Linked DNA regions of Homo sapiens: region 2 is linked to region 1. A link is an interaction called in ENCODE POLR2A ChIA-PET data of the cell type or tissue named here. Cell type or tissue: OCI-LY7. All regions are shown on one strand. Links, peaks and the distances in the headings refer to the core of each region. The heading gives the core; the rest is flanking DNA.

Evidence for each region. ChIA-PET counts read pairs that join two places held together with the same protein. Peaks named below come from ENCODE experiments on the same cell type or tissue, not always from the same donor. Only the 100,000 strongest peaks of a DNase experiment are listed, where the experiment ranks them.
Region 2: POLR2A ChIA-PET joins it to region 1 with 9 read pairs; 3 of 35 experiments call an interaction of 5 or more read pairs at or near these places.

What each region holds. Positions count from the first base shown.
Region 1 is chr9:94,858,439-94,863,821 of GRCh38, reverse strand. All of the region lies in intron 5 of AOPEP (aminopeptidase O (putative)), which reads right to left. Among named protein-coding and RNA genes, the nearest start is that of MIR2278, 51 kb to the right of the region's middle. RefSeq lists an enhancer at 2,585-2,634. In OCI-LY7, for the core only: no CTCF peak of the experiment used is centred there; a DNase peak (open chromatin) is centred at 2,661; H3K4me3 peaks cover 370 bases.
Region 2 is chr9:95,045,930-95,051,312 of GRCh38, reverse strand. All of the region lies in intron 13 of AOPEP (aminopeptidase O (putative)), which reads right to left. Among named protein-coding and RNA genes, the nearest start is that of MIR6081, 17 kb to the left of the region's middle. RefSeq lists a silencer at 2,557-2,916. In OCI-LY7, for the core only: no CTCF peak of the experiment used is centred there; no DNase peak of the experiment used is centred there.

The sequences.
Region 1 (5,383 bases), core at 118-5,117:
TTTCCTCCTTCCTGCTGCCTACAATGTGCATACACATACACTTGCTGCATTTCCAAAAGCTATTATGTACTATGAGTTGACCCTGAGAATGAAAATCATATGCTATGGCCAGGCGTGGTGGCTCACGTCTGTAATCCCAGCACTTTGGGAGGCCGAGGCGGGTGGATCACTTGAGGCCAGGAGTTCAAGACTAGCCTGGCCAACATGGCAAAACCCTGTCTCTACTAAAAATTCAAAAATTAGCTGGGCGTTGTGGCATGCACCTGTAATCCCAACACTTTGGGAGGCCATGCAGGCGGATCACCTGAGGTTAGGAGTTTGAGACCAGCCTAGCCAACATGGCAAAACCCCATCTCTACTAAAAATATAAAAAATTAGCCAGGCGTGGTGGTGGGCGCCTGTAGTCCCAGCTATTCGGGAGGCTGAGGCAGGAGAATGGCATGAACCCAGGAGGCAGAGCTGGCAGTGAGCCGAGACCACGCCACTGCACTCCAGCCTGGGTGACAGAGCGAGACTCCGTCTCAAAAAAAAAAAAAAAAAAGAGAAAAAGAGAAAGAAGAGGGAAACAGAGAGAGGAGAGGGGAGGGGAGGGGAAGAGAGGGGAGAGGAGAGAAAGAAATCATAGGCTAGGATGGTAGAGCAGCAGGAGAGAAGCGAGAAGCAGCCCCGGTTCCCACTCCACCCTGGCCTCTCTACCTGTGCCCTTGTTTCATATGGGGAAAGAAGGAAACTTCTGTCTTACCTAAGTCATTATTTCAAGTGTTCTGTCACGCACAACCAAATTAAATCTTGCCATTATGCTTTTGAAAATAATTTGGAAAACAAGTCCATGTAGACTTTATGTGTGTCTTTTTAAACCTATTACTCGACGAACACACTGAAACTCTTTTCTAGTGAATGATCAAGTATTTGTGCGCATATACTTTGTCCCGAGAATTAAGCCTAACACTATGAGAGAATATAAAGAAGTCCAAGACGGAGTTCTTGTCCTTAGGAAGTTAGTGAGTTTGCCACTGAGAAAGGACAAACACGCACCACCTATCCTCTCTCCCAACACATCCACCCAGAGGAAACAACATGAGGCAACAAAGTGCAAAACTGTGCAGTGTGATTGCAAGTGGGGATGGAATCCAGAAACCAAAAACAGGGAGGACGGAGACTCTGGGAGAAGGTTCCAGGGAGGCGCTGGCCCTTAAGGTGGGCCTTGCAGGAGGGGCAGAACCTGGAGATGCAGTGGAAACTGGCTGAGCATCCTCAAGGGTGGGGACCAGTCGCAGGCAAACCGCTGTTTCAGTAATGAACAGAGCATGTTCAAGGAGACTGGAAGGAGGTCAACCAGACGTGTGGCCTCTGGAAACAGAGCCCTCCCTTTTCTCAGGACATGGTTTCTCAGCCTTGAAAAAGAGTCCCTTTAAAGGATGATTTACCTCCCCATTCACCCCACATCTGAGAGATCAATCTGTGCTCCAGATCCTCCCTGCCATGCATCTAACAGGCTTGACATTGCTCAGACATCCCTGAGCATCGCCCTGAGGTATGCCTGAGGCCCAAGAACACTGTTTTTCTGTGGGGGTCCTGCTCAGCCAGCCCAGTGACTTTGAAAGAAACGTCCTTTTTACTATGCAACAGGCACATGTGAAGTCTCACTCACATACTCTGATGAGGTGTTTCAAGTTAAACTGTTAGGTAGAGGTGGTGTGCTCTGCTTCCTATGTTGTGAAATAGTAATAAACCAACAGAATGACTGGTCATTGCTTCCAAAGAGGAGGCCAGGGAATTTAATCACTCACAAACTAGCCACGATCACAGGATGAAGCAACTTTCCTAGTAAGCTGCTTTTCATAAACAAAGCCGTTGTTGAGTTTTTAAAATCCAACCAAACAACAAACAACTCTGAGGACAAGAAGAGCACCGTCTAGCCTCATGAAAGACGTAGTGCAGCCTTCACTCGCAGAACGTGCTTCAGAAGAGCAGGTCCTACAGAAGCACGGAGGACCCGACCCATGCAGTTACAGGGAGGATGGCTGTGGAATCCAGGCTGCACCAGGTGTACTACTCGTCAAGCACTGGCTGATGAGAGGGCCTGCACATTCAGTGGTTTTATATCGGGGGTTGGGAACAGTAAATAACATCTCTGGGATCTAGTCTAAGACAAATGAAACCAAATGACTCTTTTTCCAAAAATGGGCCTAAAACAGCTCATGGGAACCACCCCTGGCAGCCTGGTGGAGCAGGAAAGCACAGGCCAGGTGTGAAGAGACCTGAGTGCCAGCTTGGCTCTGTTGTCATGGAAGTCGTTGTTGACCTTGGTTGCTTAATCTGTAAATTAAGGGAGTTCAACTGGAGATGACCCATCCCTGATACTCATTGTGGCACTAATGATGACTCTGTGTCAGTAACAGATGAATACACAGGAAAGAACCAGTATATGTTTCTCTCTTCATCTTCTTTTCTGCCCATCACCATTTCTCCATATGCCCCCACATCATATTAATTTGCCAATTAATAAACAGCCATCCTCAGTTGCAATGTCATCTGAAGCTCAGTGGATTTCATGCTTGTTTGGTGACAGCAGCTGCTGCTGCTGCCCTCAAACCACATCCTTCCCCTTCGTCATGAAGCCTCCTCGAGAGCCACAATTTGCCTTGGCCAGAGCTCCCCGTACGTCAGCTTCCACCAGAAACTGCCATCCATATGCAGAGTTCTGGTTCATCAGCCCCTCTGAAGCAGATCCAGCTGGCCACAGTGGATTCCAGGTGGTCAAGACCAAAGAATCTCATAGCATTGTCAGCACACTGAAGCTGAAAGAAACCGCAAAAAGCACCGAATCTGACTGCCCCCAATTTGTAGATGAGGACACTGATGCCCTAAGAGGTTTATTTATCTAACATGGACTAGCCAGAGCTAGAACCCAAGTCTCCTGACTCAACGGTCAATTATGACTTTGAAATGGACAGAATTAGAAGCTACTAAAATCTACTATTTATGGTGTGCTCTGTGTCAGGCACTGTGCTAAGTGGCTTCTTAAACCTGACATGTACAGAGAACTCAGAATCTTTTCTCCTAATCTGCTCCTCTTCCTGTCCTCCCCACATTAGTCAATGGAGCACCCATCCATCCAGCGGCTTCTGCCAGAAACTCGGGAGTCACCCTTGACATCTCCCTCTTCCTCATCATCTCCCCATATAAAACTCTCAAGTCCTGCATTCTCCAGAGCATATCTTGGAACTCTCCAATTTTCCCCACCAGCACCCTCTCCACCCAGGTCTAAGCCACCTTCATCTCCTGCCTGGATTGCGGCCACACATCATCTCATCTCACCATTCCACTGCCACTACTCCTGTCGCTTCATTCTAGAACCAGAAACCTGAGCAATCTTGTCAAAACATAAGCCAGGTCACGACCTGCCCACCCCGTCCCCACCCTTGCCACTGCTTAAACCTGCTGGGCTTCCCAATACGCTCAGAATGAAGCTCAGATTTATATGAGGCCCTGCTTGGTCTGACGCCCTTATGATGCTGCCAATCTCATTTCACGCCAATCTTCCCATAGGTCACTAAATTCCATGAACACTTCTTTCGGGTCCTCCAAAGTTCCAAGTTGCTTCCAATCACAGCCTGTCCTCCTGTATAATATGCCCTTCTTCCTACTCCTGGCCTGGCTCACGTTCCACTGCCCTTCAGGTTTCAGCTTCTACATCACTGCCTCAGAGGCACCTGCCCCAAGGCCCTGCCAGGAGTGTTTCCTCTAACCCTGCATTCCTCCCACACAGGACTGACCAGTTTGTCGTACTCCATTTTTGAGAATATTTGTTTAATAACTATCTATCTCCCCAACCAGACTATAAGCCCCTTGAAGACAGGGACTGTCTCTATTTGTTCATCACTGTAGCCGAAGAATTTAGTGTTCAGTACATAGGACGCCCTAAATAAGTGTCTGCTGAATTTATTTATCAATTAGTTTACAGAAAACTTGAGTATAATAGTGCCTGTCATTTACAGATGAGCAAACAAAAGCATAAAGAACTTAAGCAATATGCCCAAGACCTAGAATAAGTAAGTAGCACAGAAGAGATTCCAACACAGGTTAGCTGACCCCAAAGCCCATGCCCTTAACTCAGATCACACCAGGATGGAATAGGCTGAGAGAAGATATAAGAGGCAGTAAGCCTTGATGCTTACTTGATTCATATGGAACAAATAGAGTCTGTGAAAGGCTGAAAAACAGCTCCCCAAAAGATATTCATATCCTAATTCCTGGAACTGTGAATGTTACCTTCTATGGGAAAAAAAGAAAAGCAAGCATGGGTCTTTGCAGATGTAATGAAGTTAATAAGGATCTTGAGTTAGTCAGATTATCCTAGATTATCTGCATGGGCCCTAAATGCAATCACACATGTCCTTGTAAGAGGCAGGCAAAGGGAGATTTGGCAGACAGAGGACATGGGGATGTGAAGACAGTGCCGACAGAGATTTGAAGATGACCTTAGTTCAGGCTGCTAGAACAAAGTACCACAGACTGGGTGCTTATAAACAGAAATTTATTTCTCACACTTCTGGAGGCTGGAAATGTGAGATCAGTATGCTAGCACGGTCAGGTTCTTATTGAAGACCCTCTTTCTGGTTTGCAGATGACTGCCTTCTCATTGCATCCTCACATGGTAAAGAACAGAGAGGGAAAACAAGCTCTTGTGTCTTTTTGCTTTGAGACAGAGTCTCACTCTGTCGCCCAGGCTGAAGTGCAGTGGCACAGTCAGCTCACTGCAACCTCCACTTCCAGGTCTTCTTTTTTTTTGAAATGGAGTCTCGCTCTGTCGCCCAGGCTGGAGTACAGTGCTGCAATCTTGGCTCACTGCAAGCTCCGCCTCCCGGGTTCACACCATTCTCCTGCCTCAGCCTCCTGAGTAGCTGGGACTACAGGCACCCGCTACCACACCCAGCAGACAGGGTTTCACCATGTTGGCCAGGCGGGTCTCCAACTCCTGATCTCAGGTGATCTGCCCGCCTTGGCCTCCCACAGTGCTGAGATTACTGGTGTAAGCCACCGAGCCCAGCCTCAGTGTGTTTTATAAAGCACTTATAGCATTAATGAGGGCTCCACCCTCCACCCTCATGACCTAATCACCTCCCAAAGGCCCCACCTCCTAATCCCATCACATCAGTGAGTTAGGATTTAAACACATCAACTCTGGGAGGGACATAAACATTCAGTCCATAGCAAAGATGTTGGCGATGTTGGCTTTGAAGACTGGAGTGATGTGGCCACAAGCCAAGGAACATCAGTGGCCACCAGAAGCTGGAAGAGGTAAGGAATAAGATTCTCCCCTGGAATCTCAGGAGGGAGTGTGGCCCTGCTGCCACCTTGATTTTAGCCTACTGGTCGT
Region 2 (5,383 bases), core at 152-5,151, 190 kb before region 1:
ATCGAGACCATCCTGGCCAACATGGTGAAACGCCATCTCTACTAAAAATACAAAAATTAGCTGGGTGTGGTGGCGCGCACCTGTAGTCCCAGCTACTCGGGAGGCTGAGGCAGAAGAATCACTCGAACCTGGGAGGCGGAGGTTGCAGTGAGTCGAGATCACGCCATTGCACTTCAGCCTGGGCGACAGAGCGAGACTCCGTCTCAAAAAAAAAAAAAAAAAAGTAAGCCACAAAAACATTTTAGAGATAACAACATAATAGTTGCTAAGTGAGAAAAAGAATAGCAACAGAAGGACAGAGAAACCAAGTCAACCACTCCGATCCTCAGGTGAGGCAAGTGATTCAAGTATGGACACACACATACACTCTTAGCAAATTCTGAAGCAGGAAACATAATTTATAAATTATTTTCACTCTTGGGTATTTATTCTGGAGTCGGAAACACTAACATTCCATTACTCCCAGTTCCTGTCCTTTCTTGTGCATAGACACACAGTCAAGACAACATAAATATTTTTTTGGTCACATTTTATTTTCTAATATTCTTTATTTTCTACCAAATCCAAACTAAGCATAAATTTTAGCCACATGTCTACAATTTGTCAGGTGGTTTCTGCCACCAAGTTGACAAAGCAACCTGTCCATTTGTAAGGAGAGCCGACCACAACTAAGGAGCAGGGGGGAGGTGGTGAGGTGAGTCCAACTACATGAAGGATTGCTGGAAAAATAATGGAAGTTGTTTTCATTTAATAAAAATGTGTGGAGAGTACTGTACAATCTCCTATCCAAAGTTTCAGTTTTATTTCACAGAATGATTTAATGTCTACAAGGCATAGGAGTCACATTTCCTCCAAATTCTGCAGTTTTGGATTCTCGTCCACACAGTTTACACACTAGATTAACTGTGAAAAGTGTTATGAGGAATAGAGCAAAGGATTAATTCCTTAACAGCCTCTTGGACATGTAAGGAAATTCATGCTACTGAAAATAAAATGGATTTAATTTCAGGAGAACAAGGGCAGAAGTCTCAGATTTCAAGAAATGTTTAATTTTCCTACATTACATAGGACAGAAAAGGCTGCCTTGCCAATGTGTGAGAGGTGATGCGAACAACATCGAGTCTGTTTGCCCTTAAGTTACACATTTTGCACAAATAGCTGAATAATTCATTAATTTAGATACTGCCCATCACGACAGAAACTATTTCCAAGGAAACAAGTAGACTGAAATAGCGTTATAAAAATGTTCTTTTATGGCAAAACGTCACTTTACTGCTATGAGTTTAGACATAATCTTAGTTCTACTGTGAGTTCCAGCCTGGACCCAGAGCCTGGAGCAGCCTGAAGTTGATAGGGGAGCAGGGGATCTGAAATGCGACTTTGCTGCCAAAAAAGTATTCTCTTACATAATTTCAAGTACTTGATAGTCAATCAACGAGTCTTCAAAAATGCAAAATGGATACTCACAAGTGGTGGTTAACTATGGATCTAAAATCCTGGTAGGTCTTTTCATAGGCGTTGGCATGAACATGATTAAAACCTAAGATGTGCTTTCTAGCAATAATCTAAATTCTCAAATGTATGCAAGACTTCAGGAAATTTGTTTAGAAAAATTTCGCAAAAATGGTTAAGTTTTAGAATTTCTAGTATTTTTGTATCTTCCTTTACATATGTAAAATGTGCTCCTATAAGAAAAAGTATTTTATTGGAATTTTACTTTGATGTTAAAATGTAACATTTCCTATAACTTCCCGAAGTTACAGGAATAACATTTCTGAGCTTTCTGATTATTTAAATTTTAATGGAAAATAGTCTATAGAAAACCATACTTTCCGTCCCTCCCCTCAGTATTCCCATTTATCTGCAGAAATAAGAATTTATCTTTTAAAAAGAGGCTAAAATGAAACACAGGCTTTTAATTGTTTTTCTTATATAAATTAAGCTGAAAAAGAAAAACTTTTAAAAATGCTCCTGTGGCTACTGCTTGCATCCCGCATTTTTACAGAATTTCCCTTTAACATATCAAAGTTCCAACAGAGCAACTATAATCTCCACCTTTACTCCAAAGTGAAGCTTGACTCCTTTAAAACAAACCAGCTTGAAAAACCAGTGAGCACAGATCCTCAAAAAGTAAAGTGGATAAACAAACTTTAAAATTTCTAAGAACCACTTTTCTGCTGATTTCACAGTATAGATTCTCATCTCGGAATTTAACAAGTAAGAGCTAACTCTGACAGAGAAATGTTTGAAAACTCACAGGCTGCTCCTCTCTGTGGAGCCCAGCCCTCTCCCCTGGAGCCGGAGTCTAGAGCAGGCTTCTCCCGGCGGCAGTGCAGGCGAGGTCCCGTCGGGTGAACGCGCGCGTGGCTGCAGAAATCCCAAGCCTGAGCCCGCAAGGTATGTCACTTTCTCCCTGCTGGATTTGTCCTTCGTGTGAACTTTCTTGATAGCCCCAGAACGTGTGTTTGCCTGGCCTTTTTGATTTGAAGGCCTGGTAAATAAAACACGCACGAAATCACAATTCCGACGCCTATGCCCTTGAATCACTCTGAATTTAAAAGGTTTACCGCCAGCTTGGAAGCAAGAAAGCACAAGCAGTAGCCACTCAGCAACGTCCCAAAGCGCGCCCGAGGGACATAGCAGCCCCGCTCCCGTCCCTGCGTGTCACCTGGGCGGCGGCAGCGCGGACTGGGAGCCGAGGGCAGGCGTGGGCGGAGAGCCTGCGCTGTTCTGGTCCCGGCCGCCGCGGCCGGAGGGGTGGGCCGTGGTCGGTCCCGGTGCTGTCAGTCTCCCGGCCAGGTCCCGCGCCCGTGAGTATCTCGGCCGCCGGCACCTCGCCCCGCCCCTGCGCCCCAGGCCCCGCCTCACCCCGCCCCGCCCCGGATGGGCCGCTCCCACCCGGCAATTAGGCAATTACTCTAATGAGAAGTTCTCATCTCAGCACTTCAACAAGGTACAAACCAGCCCCAACACAGCCGGCAATTCAAATGGCTTTGAGAACAAAGGCAGTCATAGCTGTAGCAATTTCTCCTCTCACTTACACAATGTGAGGACTTTCTCTCTTTGCATATGGTATTTAAGAAAAAAAGTTTAAAACTATAGCATACATGCCATTTCACAAGGATATTAGTATTACTGTGGCAAAACATCAGACCTGGCCGGCTGCAACTGAAAAAAAAAAAAACTTACCAATAAATACATAAATAAATTTTTAAGTTTGGTCCCTCCTGCAGAACAAATGTTCCTGGACCACCTGGTGGAAATCAGCAACATGCTGAGGTGTGAGAGGACTGTTTTCTTATAGCTTATATCATGTGAATAAAAGAGCAACAAACCACCCAGGGCAGCTTTCTGTAAGAATAAACAATTTATACAATTCTTAATCAGCACTGGTGGAGGTCGCTAACTGTTCACACTAAAATCAGAAAAAAACAAAATGCCAGAGATAAGTTTTCTGTATGCAAGGACAGCTTTAATGGTTAATTACTGGTATCTTCATCCTAAACAACCAGAACATTTGCATGGCAAACAAGAAACCCATCTCATTTCCAATCTTGCAGCAATCTCAGTAGATAAAAGTCACCAGAATCGACCCCAACAACAAAATCAAAAACTCCAACAAGGATTAAGAGGAATGTGATTTATTGAGAATAAGTGAGAGGTAGGTATTCCTAGAATGCACTTCAATCAAAAACAGAAAGATGTGGCCCCAAACCACAGGATAGGGACCCACCTCAGGAAGGGAACTGATCAGGGCAGTTTTCCCTAGAAAACTGTAATAGTCCATTCACAAGTTCTGCATGTTAAACTCTTCATTCTAATTTAAAATGTAATTAGAATGTTGTAGATGAGAAAAATTATAATTAAAACATGCTTAGAAAAATAAAACATCAAAAACAAAGCCTTCTTATACTTTGACAATACTGATTTGATCTTTAAATAATCTGCATCCATTTAAAAGAATTACTGAACAAAGTTTACGTGAAAGGTTAAAAAAAATCAGGCAATGAACTACTGAATGGAGGAATATTAAAACCCCACCACTATAAAAACTTCGCATTAAATAGGCTGAGAGTCTTCCACTTTCAAACTGTATATTTTTCAAAAACAGATTTAAATTTTTAAAACACTTCAGGTAAGTATGGCTTTCAGTCCCATTCCATGCATTTATAAAATGTGAGCTAAAATATCTCCATCTAAAAGTCAAGAAAATCCTAAACTGTTCATGTGATAGAAAACTTAGTACCTTATTTTCTTACAAAATGCCATGTTTGGCAACTAAATTTGCCTCTCTAAATATTAATATGACAAATAGCTGAATACAATTTAAATTGTAATAACCACTTTAAAAGTTAATCCTTTTTTAAACAAGAAAATTAACAGATTTTAAGTTAAAACAAGCAGAATAAGAAACAATTAAAGTGAGTACTTTCAAATGCTAATATGTCTACCTTAACTTACAACTTTAGTTTCCTGAAGTAAGATGACATTCTTACATACTTAAAACTAAGAAAATCAGGTGTCTGGGAAGTAAAAATATAGAAATGACTCCCAAACACTTGTTCTGCAGATGAAATAAACACGGTGAGCAACTGAGAACCTAGGGAGAAAACTCCTTCAGAGAAAATGTAACACTCCCAAAAAACTTATCCTTCCCTATGTTCCCCACACTCCCAGGTCTAGAAGTCGTTCTTAGCTGGGTCGATCTCTTCGTGTACAGCACACAACACTCCCCTTTAAATGTTAAGAACACTAATAAGCTTTATGCATGTTTTCAAATGCATAAGAACATTACAATTAAATATAATTCCCTTAAAAATTATGTCAGTTTGAAAAATTCTTATCTACCTTTAAAAAACAAACATTCTTTAATGAGAGACAGAAATAAAGAAGTTTTACAAAATACACCAAAACATTCTTGGCAAAAGTAAATCTCCACTTCAGGTACCTACGCTATCAGCCTCATCGCTCACACAAACATTTTAGCATGTACTTTTAAAAGCAAAAAGCCACTGCCGATTAAGTTGGTCAAATTTGCAATTCTGCTTTCAACTAAAAGGTAGAGAGTAAGCCTTTGGGATAAGCCACAAAAGGTCTTGAGAGTATTTCCATTTCAGATAAGCAGTTCTCACTAACATCACAGATTTAACTTATCAAATGATTCCGACACTATTTGTTCACGCCATTTTTATAATCTCCATTTTGCTTTTCGGAAGTTGAATCAGTGGCCCTAGTCCACTGACATTTTTTTAAAGAACCCGTATCTGGGAACCCATAGCTTCCTTTCTAGGCCCAGCGCAGTCCTCTGCTGGCCAGCAGTGCTCGTGCCACCTGAGCACCTACCCTGCGTTCCTACCGTTGTTCAAAGTGGAGGTGGCGGCGC